Linked DNA regions of Homo sapiens: region 1 is linked to region 2. A link is a contact called in ENCODE Hi-C or POLR2A ChIA-PET data. All regions are on one chromosome and are shown on one strand. Each heading gives the region's core, a stretch centred on a gene start or an enhancer-like site at or near the end of the contact. The rest is flanking DNA. Distances are from core to core; before and after follow the strand shown. Region 1 overlaps LOC101927609 (a long non-coding RNA gene). Region 2 overlaps LOC107986772 (a long non-coding RNA gene).

Evidence for each region. A loop is a pair of places that touch in the nucleus more often than their neighbours do. ChIA-PET counts read pairs that join two places held with the same protein, here RNA polymerase II (POLR2A). Pooled maps may share reads with other maps.
Region 1: a map of PC-3 shows a loop between it and region 2 (5-fold over the local background). The contact joins two enhancer-like sites. A Hi-C loop is called at or near these places in 6 of 168 maps with a recorded cell type or tissue (CD4-positive, alpha-beta T cell, CD8-positive, alpha-beta T cell, PC-3 and 3 more), 22 of 37 single-sample maps with no recorded cell type and 15 of 50 pooled maps. POLR2A ChIA-PET finds 5 or more read pairs at or near these places in 3 of 52 experiments (GM12878, activated T-cell and activated naive CD8-positive, alpha-beta T cell).

Annotation. Positions count from the first base shown.
Region 1 is chr7:17,232,935-17,235,711 of GRCh38, forward strand. All of the region lies in intron 6 of LOC101927609 (a long non-coding RNA gene), which reads right to left. Among named protein-coding and RNA genes, the nearest start is that of AHR, 64 kb to the right of the region's middle. RefSeq lists enhancers at 1,173-2,372, 1,478-1,527, 1,678-1,937. Within about 2 kb of position 1,282, at least 15 of the 41 ENCODE cell types and tissues checked have a DNase peak (open chromatin) inside an H3K27ac peak, as active enhancers do; they include PC-3, where a contact is called at or near this core.
Region 2 is chr7:17,184,071-17,187,193 of GRCh38, forward strand. The region is part of intron 1 of LOC107986772 (a long non-coding RNA gene); the gene reads left to right. The region is part of intron 6 of LOC101927609 (a long non-coding RNA gene); the gene reads right to left. Among named protein-coding and RNA genes, the nearest start is that of AHR, 110 kb to the right of the region's middle. RefSeq lists an enhancer at 1,852-1,921. Within about 2 kb of position 1,786, at least 2 of the 41 ENCODE cell types and tissues checked have a DNase peak (open chromatin) inside an H3K27ac peak, as active enhancers do; they include PC-3, where a contact is called at or near this core.

The sequences.
Region 1 (2,777 bases), core at 32-2,531, 48 kb after region 2:
ATAAGGTGCAAAATGGAAGATCTTTAACAAAAAGTTATAAACAACTACCATATGCCAGGGACTGTGTAAAATGCTGGAAATACAATGATGTTTTTTTGGAAATATGAATCTGGATCCCAGGAATTATGCAGTATAAAAAAAGAAAAAATACAGGCACACAGGATGAAACAGACAAAATATAGCATTATAAAGGCAACATCATAAATATGAACAGGAGTAGAGGTCCTACATAAGAACTGCTTTTAAGTCAGTGAAGACTCAAGACAGCAGGCGATATCTGAATTTTGTGTTGAGGATAAATAGGAATCAATCACATAGGAAGAGAGGGAAGACATTTCAGGCTTATTAAAGCCTATGCACCAAGTCACAGAGGTGTGGAAAAATAATACGAATTCAAAGCTACAAGTAACTAACTCTATGATGCTCAAGTACAAAGAAGAACAATGAGATGAGGCCACCAAGTGCTTTGCATCCCATAAGAAGCTTGGATTTTAATGTTCTAAAAAATAGGAGACCTATAATAAATTTTAAGGTAGAAAGAGATGACAAGATCAGACTTGCATTTTAGAAAAATCAGTGTGTATTACACATAATACTTAATACTTTTTAATAGTAAATTTAAATTTATGATCTTATTCAACCATATTGCCTCTTCAAAGAGAAGAAGAGCTATAATGTTATATAAATCTAAGCATAAAAAATATCAGGCATCCCATACCTCTCAGACAAGGCTTTATGTAAGAACAGCTGAGAGCTTCCTTCTGCCCTCATGAAACCATAAAGAGAAAATGTGTTATCTTAACAGGGAAAACTTTCTTTTACATTTTCTAGGAAGACTCACAGCCAAATGAAAACAGTATATTCCTGGAATGCCTTTAACTGTCTTGTCGTACCAGGACTTCTTGCTGAGAGAGTTCCTGCCCCCTGTAAACACAGAACATGCTTGTCTGTGCTTTTAACTTATATCCTGTATATGTCTTCCTGACAACTATCCATACAAGCGGCTTTCATTCCCTGTTTCCAGATGAGAATTGAACTCAATGCACATATTGAAAGGAAAGAAACCTAGGTTTTATATATGGAAATATCCACTCATGATTGGTGCCTTCTTATGGATACTTAATAGTACTGATATTTTTATGTTGCTTGATAAAAGATGATTGTCAAAAGAGATCCACACAGACAGTGGCTATAAGAGTGAAGCTGCACAGGTCCCTTTGTAGCAGTCAGTCTCTCTCCTACTCCCTGTCTCATCTCCTTCCCCTGCCACAAGGACCCAGAGAAGCAGGCAGGCTGGCAGTGTGATGACGGTATCTTACCCTGGCTCTGAGGTTGACACAGATTTCACAGGTCACTTCTATCACTGCAAAAGCACATTGGTCTGGAGTTTATGAAGAACATACAATTTCTGTTGGCATGTTAGGTACATTATATAAAATGCCCCGCATAAAGAAAGCAGTGTAGTTAAAAGCAAATGAAAGATAAAAAGAGTAACAACGTGGTTTCTCAGTATTTCATGGTACCGGTAGATATGACCTTCACAGACAAACCTAAATCTTTCTTATGTAACTGACATTTAGTCCGTTAGCCATTTTTAATAAAAGAGTAGAGAAGTTACTCTACTGCGGCTTTTGCTGGTACTTTTTATAGCCGTCGTGTGGTAGGAAGTAGGCCCCAAGTTCCCTTGGCAACAAGTAGAGTAGAAGCGATACACAGAAAACTGAGTCATCGGTGAATCATCTGAGGATTTCTGTTTCCAATCCTTGGAAATAATTTACCGATTGTTTTTTATTTGTGCAGTGTTTGCTGACTCTGAGTGGACACCTCAGAAACTGTAACATCTTTGGTCAATTTGGTCAATCGTTTAAGAAACATTCTGGATGCTCCAAGTAGACCTTAAGATTGATATCCAAACAAAACAAACCTCTGCTTGCTTTAAGATGACACTCACTCCCCATCTGAGGAGGAACAGATAAGTGAGTCAAGGTATTGGCAATGGGGAAGTCCCCTTTCTACAAAGAAATCTGATGTCCCCAGAAAAATGTTTCATGACATTGTCACATTTAAAATGTTAGTCACAACAAATTTTCAGACACCTAAAAAGAGAACAAATATGGTCTCATACATTTTCTCTCTCTCACTCTGTCTGAGACTTATGTTCATCAGTTACTCAATTCCCCCATTTTTTTTTTTACAAATACATCTCTTATATAATCCCTTTATCTCCACAATTGTTGCTTCTACCTTATATCAAGGTTTACCATTTCATTTATCTAGGCTCAGATTGTCCTTTACTTCATTGCGTGTACAAGGAGAAAGAAAAAACCTCCCCTAAAAATGCTTTTTGGCCAGGTGCGGTAGCTCAAACATGTAATCCCAGCACTTTGGGAGGCTGAGGTGGGTGGATCACCTGAGGTCAGAAGCTTGAGACCAGCATGGCCAACACGGCGAAACCCCATCTGTACTAAAAATGCAAAAATTAGCTGGGTGTAGTGTTGCACTCCTGTAATCCCAGCTACTCAGGAGGCTGAGACAGGAGAATCGCTTGAACCAGGATGTGGAGGTTGCAGTGAGCAGAGATCATGCCACTGCACTCCAGCCAAGGCAACAGAGTAAGACTCAGTCTTCAAATAAATAATTAAATAAATAAATAAATAAATAAATAAATAAAATAATGCTTTTCATCTGCCACCAGGGACCTAATCAAAACTCTTTAATAGTTCAATGGCTTCTTGAGGACCATGACTTATTTATTATTGTATCTGCAGCACCCATCA
Region 2 (3,123 bases), core at 536-3,035:
TGGCAACTTAGGGTTATTATCTATTTTATTTGCCTCTAGAGAGAAAAGCTCTCACCCAGATACAGACATCTGTTTGCTCTTAGCACTATTGTTTCTTTCTGGGCTTGCCAACTTTGTCACTTTAAATGTGGCATTTAAAATATTCTTTCAATATGACAGCCTAAGTATAGCTTGTGATAAAAAGCAATCCTCTAAGCAAAGTTGGGCAAAAACAATTTTTGAGAACAAGAAAGCAGGTCAATATGAAATGAATATGTTATACTCAGAAATGGGATCTGTGAGTTCTTGTAGTCTCATTTAACAAATGTCTTTTTGATAGGCTTAATTATAAATCAATAAAAGTGTTAAAGAGGAAATCCCTGATGCTTAAAAAAATTATTTGTTGATTTAATGTAATTTGTCGTTAAAATAATTGCCTCTAAAGATAGTATATCAAGCACACTAATGAATTAAAAATGAACTTAGCAGTTAAACAAATTTTCATGTAAAACATTAAATCTATTTTGAAAATTCACACATTGCTAGATTCAATTTAAAAATTAACCTCAAGCCAGTTTAGAGATGTATGTACTGTAATTTATGTATTATAAAAGTTATAATGTATATTTGCAACAATTCATTTGGGACTATAAATAACCATAATGGCACCAAGAAAAAAGGTGACATCTGAAATTTATTTATCTAAATGATACAGATTTCTAACAATGTAAGATCATTTAGGTTGTCTCCAAAGACAGAAGTAATACGCAACTATATTGGATTGGATGTGCTAAAGACAGCTGAGAACTAAATATCTGCCATTAAGTCCCCAGAGCTCATATCAGAAATGGCATGTTGTCCTCATAGAGATGTGGACTCAACGGTTTGGTAAATATTTTTATGTACATGTAGACTCAGAGGGGACATTTGGCAGTCATGCTGGCAGCTTATTTTCAAATAGTCCAAAGAGTAAAGGAATGTTTATTTTGAAATTACTTTTCGGTTTAAGTACTTTAAAGCCTAGTGTTACCCAATCAGAAGTATGTGTGTGTGTTGAATTTAAAGCAATACATTAAACCTTCTTTTCTTTCTAGAGTAACAGAACTAACAAACATTAAAGGTGTCTTTTGCTGCCACTTTAAGGCTGTTTAATTAAAATTAGAAAGACAATTAATGGGGAAATAAACCAGCATTCACAGAGAGAGTGCAGGCCTGCCAAAGTGAAAAGGTTTTATTTAATAAGGAAATAGGGAAACACCTAAAATCGGTTGTTTATTTCCATTGTTCCTGGAAAAGAATTAAGATTTGGGATTCCAAATACCATCAGAAATGACTGCCTTTGGGGTATTGTTGCATAAGGAAAAGGCTTAAATATCTAAAAATTAAATCCCATTGTCAGATGCATAACAATAAACAATGAGAAGGTTAAAAATGACTATGCTTTTTCAAAGAGCTGAATCTCTGCCATGGCCAATAAATTAGATTACTCATTTCTAAACTACAATTATCTAATGTTGCAGGAACTGACATTTACTTATAAAAGGAATACTTAGTAATGATGACAAAGTAATGATGCTCTCTGGACTAGATTATTGTATGATTTTTATGCTTCCTGATAATAGATATATGATTGTTTTATCATTACTATGTATTTTTGGAGTTCTTTAGTACTTTCATTTAAAAAAAAACTTTCAAGTTCCAACAAAATAAAAAATAGGTCATGGCTTTCTCCGTGCTTTCTTCAGTTTCCAAGAGTGTATGTCTAACATGTGATTTGGTCGGACTGGCCTCCTGTGGACTATCTTTGACTGACTCATATGGTTCATTCCACTTCCCCTTCTTAAGGGTAAGGTTCATATCTTTAAGCAATTAGAAAAAAAAAGCCTACCCTGTTGAAAATAAAACTTACGTTTGAGGTAACACATTAAGACTACACTGCAGTAGATTATAGCCACTTATTCAATCAAAAGCATACAGTATGGCTTTTAACTCCTACTCTGTTTTGAGGCGGGGAGGTGAAGCAACCAGGATATATTAAATAACTATACCAGAGAGAAGAAAATGCTGCAAAAATGAGAGAATAAGACAGAAGGCAAACTTTCTAAACTTCTCAGCTTCGCTGTGAATTGGCTTTGCTTGGATTGTAACTGGGAGGAAAACTGAAAAGGTTAATGGTAGTAGGTTTCTTCCTTGAAGCTGACAAGATTTACACTTTTTAAGAAAAGGATTTATACTTTTAAAGAAAAGCAAAATCTATAAAAAGGGGCCTCATTTCTCAGATGTGGTCTTTGAGATTATCCCTCTACACTTGGCCTGTCTCTATCTTTGTCTCCTAATTTTCTAAACGCAGAAGTCATCCCTATTAAGCCCTCACATGTCTGCTCAGCCCTGGCCTGCATGTCCTGTCTCAGGGTGACAGGTTACTAAGGGCTAGAGAAAATATTGGGAGTATATCCAGTAGTTCAGACACACAGCCTTACAAGCATTCTTTTTGTGGGTTCAGCCCTGGCCCTGTTGACCCTCAAGTGTCCAGCCCTGGATCCTGGTTTTGAGTCCCAGCTCTGTCACAGATTCTTAGCACTGTCCTGGCCCCACCACTTACACGGCTCTGCAGCAGTACCCTGAAAACTGCTGGCTTTTCTCTCTGACACTAGTGCCTTCTCATTTAGACTTGCTTTTATCTCATGTTCCAATCATGACTGGCTTGATAATATGAAACTTACAGATCCTCAGATCATCTCCTTATCCTGGCTCTGCTTTCTGGACACTTGGCTCCATGGTTCCCTCTACTTGGCTTCTCCTTTGTCCATCCATTTTTCAACTTCCACCAGCTTCAGGGGTCTGCCCAGATTCCCGACCTCTATCCCCATCCTGATATCTCCTGGCCAGGACATGTGGGACCACACTGCCATCACCTGGGACCTTTACACCTTGTTTTATCCAAGTAAAATAGAAGTAAATAGGTTTTTTGTTACTGTTGTTGTTGTTGATTATTAAAGTTTCATATTTTATTGACATACTAAGATTGGCTTTAAGTCATTAAATCATAAATCTTTAACAAAGATGATAGAAAATTCAAGTTATAATGATACATCAGGATCAAACGGAATTTGCCCCAAATGGTTCATACATGTTTAATATGTT